2 separate regions of the Homo sapiens genome follow, and region 2 is linked to region 1. Evidence: read pairs that join two places in POLR2A ChIA-PET (ENCODE). Cell type or tissue: HepG2. All regions are shown on one strand.

Region 1 (5,000 bases):
CTTCTGTGGAGTTGGAAATGGGGTAGAAGATAGATAAGGTCAAGGCTTAAAAGTTAAGTGCACCCAACATCTGAAGCGTCCATGGGCCTGGCATGGTGGCTTTCGCCTGTAATCCCAGCACTTTGGGAGGCTGAGGCAGGAGGATCCCTTGAGCTTAGGAGTTTGAGACCAGCCTGGGCAACATACTGAGACCCAGTCTCTACAAAAAATAAAAAATTAGCTGGGTGTGGTGTCTCATGCCTGTAGTCCCAGCCACTCAGGAGATGGGAAGATGGCTTGAGTCCAGGAGATCTAGGCTGCAGTGAGCTAAAATCTCACCACTGCACTCCAGCCTGGGTGACAAAGCAAGACCCTGCTCAAAAAAATAGTTAGATATAAATATTAATATAGATACCTATATATATCTGAATATAGATATCTATATATACTCTGTATATAGTTATTTAGATATATAAATATATATGATATATATTTAGAGAGATATATATTTAGAGAGATATATATTTAGAGATTTATATATATTTTATATATATTTAGAGATATATATCTCTAAATATATATCTCTCTCTAAATATATATATATCTCTCTCTAAATATATATATATCCCTAAATATATTAAATAAATAAAAGAAATAAAAGAAAGCTCAGTTTGGCCTCCTGCTTGTCCTGTCTCCTCATCCCCTCTTCCCCCTCCATCATTTTATTTCCTTGCCCCATGTTTCTTCACTGCGGCCATGTCCCCCCTCCTCTCCAATGATGGATGTCATGTCTGCTGCAGTCAGAGGGCGACAAGCCTGGAGTGTTCCCTGAAGCCTGTGGTTTGTGGTTTGTCCTGCAGCTCAGGCTGCCCAGGCCTCACCAGCAATCCTGGCGGGCAGGGCACCACACTGGGATGGAGAGGGGGAAGCTGGAGGAGGCACTTTCTGGTAAAGAAAGCAAAAGCCAGCAGTGCCCAGGCCAATTTCAACAGGGAGTTAAATAGCACCTTAATCCTGTGGCAGGACAGCTCATGGGGCCATGTGTGCTCTTAGAAAGACTCACATGCACGCATGCACGGCAGCAATGACTCCATACTCACGTTCCCCTGCAGACACCAGGCCCCCACAGCCGGCACACACACTGCAGCCCCAGTTCCATGTTGCTAGCAGTGGCTTAGTGAATGAGTAAAGTTCTTAAAATGCAGGGGACACCTGCCCTTCATTCATAAGGCTGGACGTACACCTCTCCTTAAGGAGTTCAAGAGCTAGTGGAATCCCAATTCATACGGTAGAGCCATTCACAGATGAGAGAGACAAGCCAGAAGGAAGGAACCAAAAGTCATGTCAGCAGTTAGGACAAAATAACAGGCTTTCAAGGTCACAAAGCCTCAGGGACACTCCTGCGGTGGGACTGGGCTAGGAGCCATGGGGGCTCCAACTGTGCGCTCTGCCTGCCAGCCTGTGGGTGCTGGGGCTCCACGAAGATTGTTGTGGAATACCAAGCATGCTTGCTGTAGGTCACGGTGCACGTTTACTACTTCCAAGACAAACAGCCGAGAACAAAGCTCGCTTTAGCTTCTGCGTACACCGAACGGGACACACGACTGAACAGCGTTCCCATTGTGCCTGCTGGGTGGGGAGGAAGTGATGGCCCAGTGGGTCTATCAGATGTTAGTAGGATGGGGCCTGGCGGGGCTCCAGGCTCTGTGTGGCCGACACCCACGCCCCCCGCTCTGCTCCCCATTCCCAGCCCCAGGTCAGCCCTGCGAGGCCCTGCAGCAGATGGGCTGCTCAAACTGCTCTGGTTTGCAGATTTTTCTTCCCTCTCAAATGAATACAATATGTTTTCAAGTCTCAACCAGATCTTGAGAAAATAGGAAGAGCCAGAGGGTTTCTTTGGTGTTATGGTTGTACAGCTTCCCAGACTCCGGGGGAGAGATGTGATTTGTGCTTTCTGGCAATCCCATGGCGTATTAAATTTTCATAGGCTTTCCAGTTTAAATTTAGGGTAGGCAATGGAAGGGAACGCAAAACAGATTTCTAGGTGTACTGTGTGTGTGTCTCCCACGTCTAAAGTCTGTTAACTGGAGCACCCAACAGGCCCCACAGGCTGCCTTCACACAGAGGACCTGGGGCGCCTCCGACCCATTGGGGTGAGCAGTGGGCCATGGAGGGAGCCAGGGTCAGGAGACCTGGTTGTGGGCCTGACCTGACCCTGCTCAGGGTGGCCTCAGGTGGGCCGTTCACCTCGTCAGCCTCAGCTTACCCTCTGACTACAGTGACCTCAGACAAAATACGCTTCCTGGCCCTGTCCAGTTCTGACTTTTTATAAACAAGCACTTATCCAAGTTAAAGGGATATTTTCAATATCTACTGAGTCCACAGATATTAAATATCTCCTCTCTTCTTTAAAATTGTGGCATTATCTTTAGAATATAAAAGGAAAATAACACACACTCTCCTTGAAAATAGAGAGCCTAAACACTCTGCAGGAAATATTTAAAGCTATAGTTTTTGTTTGTTTGTCTTGAATGCAAGTGGCCTGGACTTTGACTTGCTTTGAGTCTTTGACCTTCATGACTTCAGTACAGTTCAACCCTGACAGTTTTGAAGTAGGTATGTGCCTAGATCTGCCCTAGTCCCTGCTGGAATGTTGAAGAAGCAAAGGTCCAGGCCCTCAGAGCACTTGCCACGTACTTGCCAACAGATACGGGGCGGAGACTTGAGTCAACGTAAGAGCAAGTGTGTGCCGGGTGATCCGACACTGCAGAGCGCCAGCTAGACCCTAAGCGTGTGCTAGGGGCTGACCAAGCCGTTCTTTCCTCAAAAACTTGGTGGGGAGGGTATTTTTAAAATCACACAAATATTTAAGTACAGATTATGATGACTGCCTCAAAGCAGTGGCTCTTCAGCTTCATCAAGCTTCAGAGTCCAGAGGGTTTGTTCATATGGAAGGCTAGGCCTGTCTCCTGCATTTCACCCTCTTGGCCTGGGGGCGGGACCCAAGAATGTGTGGCTCTAAAAGGTTCCCAGGCAATGCTGAGGCTGCTTTCTGAAGGAAAAACTGCAAGATACCAGGAGAGTTTCATTTAGATTGAAGAGTCGAGGAAGGCTCCTCTGAGAAAGAGTCTGCTAAGGAAGGAGGAGGTGGGTTCTGGGGACAGAGGTTCTCCCGTGGGTAAGGGTGGAGGGAAGCTCTCCTGGGGAGAAGGTGGGCAGGAGGACCAGAGGCTGGAGGGAGGAGGGCAGTCAGCCTCGGGGCTTCCCAGGAACAGGGACGGCCAGGGCAGGGTTTAGGGCAAGGAAAGCGTGTGAGCATATTTGTATTTTAGTAAATATTTACAGTTTGCCCTCCATGTCTGCAGTTTCATATCCATGGATTCAATCAACCACAATGAAAAACGTTGGGGAAAAAAATTGCATCGGTACTGAACATATACGGACTTTTTTTCTTGTCATTATTCCCTAAACAATACAGCATAACAATTATTCACATAGCATTTGCACTGTATTAGGTACTATAGGTAATCAGGAGATGCTGTAGATGGGAGGATGTCTGTAGGTTACACACAAATGCTGTGCCACTTTATATCAGGGGCTTGAGCATCCTCACATTTTGATATTTAAGGGAGGTCCTGGAACCAATTCCCCAGATACTGAGGGTCCACTGTCTGTGTCCCCTCGCCCCACCTTGCCTTTGTCTCCTGTCTCCTATCTCCACCCTGCCTCCCGCCAGCCTGTTGCTCCTGACCTGCCCGGGCACCCTGGAGCAGCACCCTATCTCAGAGCCTGGCTCAGTGTGTTCACTTCTGCAGAGAAACTAACTTGCCCAAGTCCACACTCAAAACATAGGCATTGCTGAGATGTGAAAAGCAGCTGTGGATGCTTTCTGCTACAGTCTGTGTGTTCTTTTCCATATCTGAATAAAAGGTCACCACCATTTGTATTTTAAAGAGAAAGAGAATTTATGGGTGGAAATTGGGGATTCCCTCATTCTCAGTCAGACAGAAAAGAGGGCCCCATTGTGTGCCTGATTGCAAATAAATTTAGCTTCCTCAGCCCAAGAATAGCAGAAGGGTTAAAATAAAGTCTGTATTTATGGCTCTGTCAAAGGAAGGCCCCTGCCTTGGCAGCCAGCCGGAATTAGCAGGGCAGCAGATGCCTGACTCAGTGCAGCATGGATTTCCCATAGGGAGCCTGGGGGCACAGCACAGAGAGACCACTTCTCTTTAGAAATGGGTCCCGGGCAGCCAGGCAGCCTTTAGTCACTGTAGATTGAATGCTCTGTCCATTTCAAAACCTGGGACTGGTCTATTGAAAGAGCTTATCCAGCTACTCTTTGCAGAGGTGCTGTGGGCAGGGTCCCCAGCCCAAATGCCCACCCATTTCCCAGAGCACAGTCAGGGCCAAGCCTGGCCTGTGGGGAAGGGAGGCCTTTCTCCCTGCTGGCTCGGTGCTCCCCGGATGCCTTCTCCATCGCTTGTCCTCTGCAGCACCCACAGCCAGCGTTCCTGATGTGCAGGGTCAGTCATTACCCAGGGTGTTCCGGACCCCACACAGATTCCTACAGGCCCTCATGATATTTTAAAACACAGCATCCTCAACCTTGAGGCGGAGGTCTTCATAACAAAGATACTATCAGTTCCCAAACTCAGAGATCAGGTGACTCCGACTCCTCCTTTATCCAATGTGCTCCTCATGGCCACTGTTGCCTGGGCCTCTCTGTCATGGGGAATCCCCAGATGCACCCAGGAGGGGCCCTCTCCCACTGCATCTGTCACTTCACAGCCCTGCGTAAACGTCCCTGTGCTAGGTCTTTTGCAGGCACAGCTTTTCCTCCATGAGTACGTATTTTGAAACTCAAGATCGCATTCATGCGTCTTCACCTGGAAGGGGTCCATGTGCCCCTCCTTCTGGCCACCATGCGAAGCCACACTGACGTGCCTCTCCCTCCCTCCAGGAAGCCTACGTGATGGCCAGCGTGGACAACCCCCACGTGTGCCGCCTGCTGGGCATCTGCC
Region 2 (5,000 bases), 54 kb after region 1:
ATTCTTTTCTGCCTGTCTTATTTCAGAAAGACAGTCTTCAAGCTCTGAGATTCTTTCCTCCACTTGGTTTATTCTACTCTTCTATTAATACTTGTGGCTCCATTGTGACATTCTCGTGTTGTGTTTTTCAGCTCCATCAGGTCAGTTATTTTGCTCTGAAAACGAGCAATGCTGGTTTTCAGTTTCTGTATTGTTTTATTATAATTCTTTGCTTCTTTGTGTTAAGTTAAAACATGCTTTTTTAGCTCAGCAAAGTTTTTTATTACTCACCTTCTGAATCCTACTTCTGTCATTTCAGTCATCTCAGCCTCAGCCCAGTTCTGTGCCCTTCCTGGAGAGGTGTTGCAGTCATTTGAAAAAAAAAGGGACTCTAACTTTTTGAGTTCTCAGCATTTTTGCGTTGATTCCTTCTCATCGTTGCGGGCATATCTACCTTCAATCTTTGAGGTTGCTGACATTTGAATGGAGTCTTTTTGTTGTTGATGTTGTTGATGTTTGTTTTTCTTTTAACAGTCAGGCCACTTTTCCACAGGGCTACTGTGGTTTGCTAGGGGTCCACTCCAGACCTAGCTGCTTCAGTCCTTCCTGCACCTGGAGGTATCACCAGTGAAGGCTGCAAAACAGCAATTATGACAGCCTGCTCCTTCCTCTTGGAGCTCTGTCTCAGGGGGACCCTGACCTGATGTTGGCCCAAACAGTCTTGTAGGAGATGTCTGGAGACCCTTCTTGGGGGGTCTCACTCAGTCAGGAGGAACAGGATCAGGGACCCACTTAAAGAAGCAGTCTGGCTGCCCCTTGGCAGAGCAGGTGCACTGTGCTGAAGGGAACCTCCCTCATGCAGACTGTCTGGACTTTCTAGAACCAGGAGGCTGGAAAAACTAAGAGTTGGCTCAATGGCAGAGACAGAGGCTGCTCCTCCCCCTGGGGGCTCCATCCCAGGGAGATCAGATTTCTGTCCATATAACCCTAGCTAGAGTTGCTGAAATTCCCACAGGGAGGCCCTGCCCAGTAAGGAGGGATGGACCGGGGTCCCACTTAAAGAAGCAGTCTGGCCACAGTCTGGCATAGCAATGTGCCGCATTGTGGGGAGCGCCTCTCAGTCTGGACCACTCAGGCTCCCCAGAGCCAGCAGGCTAGAACAGCTGACTCAAACCAGAGAGATGGTGGCCGCCACTCCCCCCTGGGGAACTCAGTCCATCTTAGGCAGTCTCCAGCTTGCTGCCACTAGCTGTCTAGAATGTCAAGCCAGTGGGTCTTAAATTGTGAGGTGCAGCAGAGGGGCCACAGAATGATGCCACTTGGCTCCCCTAGATTTAGCCCCCTTCCTAGGGGAATTCTGCCTTGCCAGAATTACCGGGGCTAGAGTATGCAAAACTCCTGGGTCTCCACATGTGCATGAGTGGCCACTCCACTGAGACTCCACACAGCTCTGTGCTTTGGACCTAATGCCCCGGTGGAATGGGCTCACGAGGGGATCTCCTGATCTGCAGGTTTGCAAAAATCCATGGGAAAAGCATGGTTTCCCAGACACGGTCGCACAATCACTCACCACCTCCCTTGGCTGGGTTGGGGGCTCCCCTGGCTCTGCCACTCTCAGGAGACCCATACCCCACCCTGTACTTCATTGCTCTCTGTGGGTTGAGCACTACATCTCGTCAGTCCCAATCAGTCCCAGTGTAAGAACCTGGATATGTCAGTTGAAGATGGAGAATTCACTCCTTTTATTTATTTTCATTTTTCAAGACTGTCTTGCTCTATTGCCCAGGCTGGAGTGGCGGATCTCAGCTCACTGCAGCCTCGGCTTCCTGAGCTCAAGTGATCCTCTCACCTCAGCCTCCCAAGTATCTGGGACTATAGGCAGTTACCACCTCGTCCAGCTAATTTTTGTAGTTTTTGTAAAGACAGGATCTCCTTATGTTGCCCAGGCTAGTCTTGAACTTCTGAACAATCCTCCCACTTGAACCTCCCAAAGTGCTAGGATTACAGTTCTGAGCCACTGTGCCCAGCCTTCTCTTTTTATTGACTTATAAAAGTTCATTATTTATTCTGGATTTTCATTTTTAATTTTCTGATCACATGGATTATACATTGTAAATATTATCTTTGGTAAAATGTAATTTTAAATTTTTTACATCAACTTTATTTTTTGATAAATGTGATGCTTTGTACATCTTGCTTTAGAAGGCCCTCATTTTCCCCATAGACATAAATGTTCTCCCATATTCTTGTCTAGCTCCAGGGAACTTTCATTTTTGACTTCATGACTCCAGCAGAAGACTGCCTCTGGCTGCCCCCAATGTGGCTGCTTCTCTCATTCCAGGCCCAACCTTCAGTTGGCATTTCCAGGCCCAAGTCCCAGCCCGCCAGGCCTGCCATCCTCATTGCCATCTGCTCACGTCCACCCTTACAATCGCCTATTGCTCCCAGCATCTCAGCGTGTGATGAAAGGTGGATGGAAGCATTCCCAGTGCCCCCACCGCCTTCAGAATGCAGGCCCTGACTTTCTAGCTCTGGCGAAGAAAAGCCTCCCACCACCCATGGCACCTGGAGACCGAGGAGCAACCTGGGTCTTGAAGGGTGGGAGATGCATGCAATCCCTGGACAGCTCTAAAAGATGCTTCTCTGGTGCTTCCAGGCAGAGAACTAGCAGCAGCGGGTGGTTGCAAGGGTCTGGAAAATCTTGGCGGGCTCGGTCACAGCCTGCACAATCTTTCCCAGAGAATTGCCACAGCCCTGTTGGAAGAATCAGCCCTACCACCAGGCCTCTCTTCTTCCAGGGCCAGCTCCCTCACCCACCGCAGGCCTGGGAAGCCCCTTAGGACTCCCCACTTCTCTGGAGCCTGGGCAGACCTCTTACTACTGCCCTTTTTCCACAGGAGAGAACTCTTTCCTCTGTCCTTGTCTGTCTCTGCTGGGCATCTGACACGTTCACCTGGGCTGCACCTTGAGGAACACTCTGCCTAAGTCCCAGGTCAACAAGGAAGGGAGAAGGTCACTTAGGAATGAATCTGGCACAAATCACAGAAAACAATGTGATTCCAAAACGTTCACGCTTTAAACAAAAAGGGGTTAATTTCCTTACTTAGGATAAGCCCCAAGGGAGTCAGCCCAGGGCAGATGGAAGAGCTCAGCATCGCCCAGAGGCACCGCCCTGACTGTGCCAGCTTTCATCATCGTACCAGCTTGCAAGGTTGCTGCTGCCCCTCAGCTGACAAGTTAGAATTCCAGGCAGGAAGATGAGGGACGAGGAGAGAGGAATGGTGAGTGAACCCAGCCCCGTTGGATCAGAAAACCTAGACGCCGGGTTGTGTATCATCTGCCAGGTCACTGGCCCCAGATAAAGAGAGCTGCCCGAGTTTCGTAGGGCAGCCGCGTTCCTCCAACCTGGGTTGAGGAGGTCACCCTCCCGGGATTAAGGGTTTCCACCAATGACCCTAACAGCTGGGGCTACTGTTAGCAGAAAATAAGAGGGAAGAAATGTAGCTGGGCAGACAGTACCCAGGGCACACACAGGAGAAACCCAAGGGAGAACAGGGCCACGGCAGTGGACACACTCTCTAGGCTGGAGGTCGGGGCCCCATCGCAGCCTCCGTCAGGCAAGGTGGGAGATGGAGGCTGGACATGAGCCTGCGCAGTGGGTCAGGGTGCGTTCCCAGGCTTCTGGGGATGCCAGGGATGTCACACTCCCACAGCTCTGTGGAGCAGAACACCAGGGGGCTAATGGGGGCCCAGAGAGCAGAGTCCAACCCATCAGGAAGGCCCTGGGAAACAGGAGCAGGAGGGTGAAGAGAAGGCCTAGAGAGCAGCCTCGGGAGGAAACTCACAGGCACGGGGCAGCCCAGGCAGGGCTCCAGGCGGAGGTAACCAAACCCAAGGTCCGCTGCTCGCTGCTCGAATCCAAACACACGAGAGAACTGGTGGGAGGAAAAGAGTGCCAGCAAGCCAAGAAGATGGCCAACTAGCATCCTACAGCACCACCTCGAGTCGCTACAAACTTTAGGCTATTTTATGTTAAGGGCAGGAGACAGAGGAGGGGGTTGGGATCAAGAGGTAATGGAGGACCGCAGACACCTGGGAGCCAGCACGGGTCCAAGAAGGTGGAGAATGGCTTTGTCACAGTGCTCTTGGTTACAGTGCTCTTGGTCAGGTCACAGTGCTCTTGGAAATCTTTCACAAAACATAGTTGTTTACATACTTCTCCTTTAGTCCCAAAGCTAGTTTTAAAAACTACATGATTGCTGTTAATTTTCTCTGTACTCTAAAATTATCCTCCCCTACGTGCAAGAATGGGTAAAGACCCCTTAAAAATGGAGTTGTGTTCTTTTGCTGTTTCACTGTCATAGCATTACAGAGGAAAGCCGTGACTTTGGAGACATAGAGGGGCTCCGCATTGCTCCCAGGTGCGCCCCAGGAGTTCTGGGAACAAGATCAGGGCAGGAAGGCCGATTCTAGACCTCACACCCGGCGGGAGCGAGCTCTGCCCTTGCCGGAAGTGACCAGGTTGCGGTTGCGGTTGCAGTTGCAGCTGACCTGCACTAAGGCAGCCCGGCTGCAGAGGGAGAGCCTGGGAAGTGCAGGTAATGCAGTCCTCAGGCCTCCTCCACACCCCATTTCAGTCATGCAGACCCCAAACCCTGCGGGGCTCTGTGCCAGGGGCTTCAGGCCTGCGGTGGCTCTAGCGGGAAGGTGGGGAAGAATACCCTCTTTTCTTGACTCACCATGACCCCCGGCCCAGCCTCCTGATTTGGGTTTGATTTTCTCCATTGTACCAGACTTGGGCACTCTCTGGCTTATTTGTGCATCATCGCCTCCACTCCCTGTGGGAGCGCTGCACTCACGGGGGCAGCCTGGGGTGTGGAAGGCCTGAGAGCCCTGCAGACCGCTCATGCTTCAGGCCCCATGGCCAGGACCTGGAACCCCTTTGCTTTTTCCCTGCCCCCTTCTTCCCACCTAGAATTCTAACGTTTGCCTGGAGGTGCAGCAGCCATCTTGCAACCAGG

Evidence for each region. ChIA-PET counts read pairs that join two places held together with the same protein. Peaks named below come from ENCODE experiments on the same cell type or tissue, not always from the same donor. Only the 100,000 strongest peaks of a DNase experiment are listed, where the experiment ranks them.
Region 2: POLR2A ChIA-PET joins it to region 1 with 5 read pairs; 2 of 35 experiments call an interaction of 5 or more read pairs at or near these places.

Annotation. Positions count from the first base shown.
Region 1 is chr7:55,176,354-55,181,353 of GRCh38, forward strand. It overlaps EGFR (epidermal growth factor receptor), which reads left to right. Exons shown (of 28, transcript NM_005228.5): 20 at 4,940-5,000. EGFR-AS1 (EGFR antisense RNA 1) reads right to left here. Exons shown (of 2, transcript NR_047551.1): 2 at 3,397-5,000. Among named protein-coding and RNA genes, the nearest start is that of EGFR-AS1, 10 kb to the right of the region's middle. RefSeq lists an enhancer at 4,847-5,000. In HepG2, no CTCF peak of the experiment used is centred here; DNase peaks (open chromatin) are centred at 1,568 and 2,628; H3K4me3 peaks cover 3,227 bases.
Region 2 is chr7:55,230,801-55,235,800 of GRCh38, forward strand. No RefSeq gene overlaps it. Among named protein-coding and RNA genes, the nearest start is that of ELDR, 22 kb to the right of the region's middle. In HepG2, no CTCF peak of the experiment used is centred here; no DNase peak of the experiment used is centred here; H3K27me3 peaks cover 2,739 bases.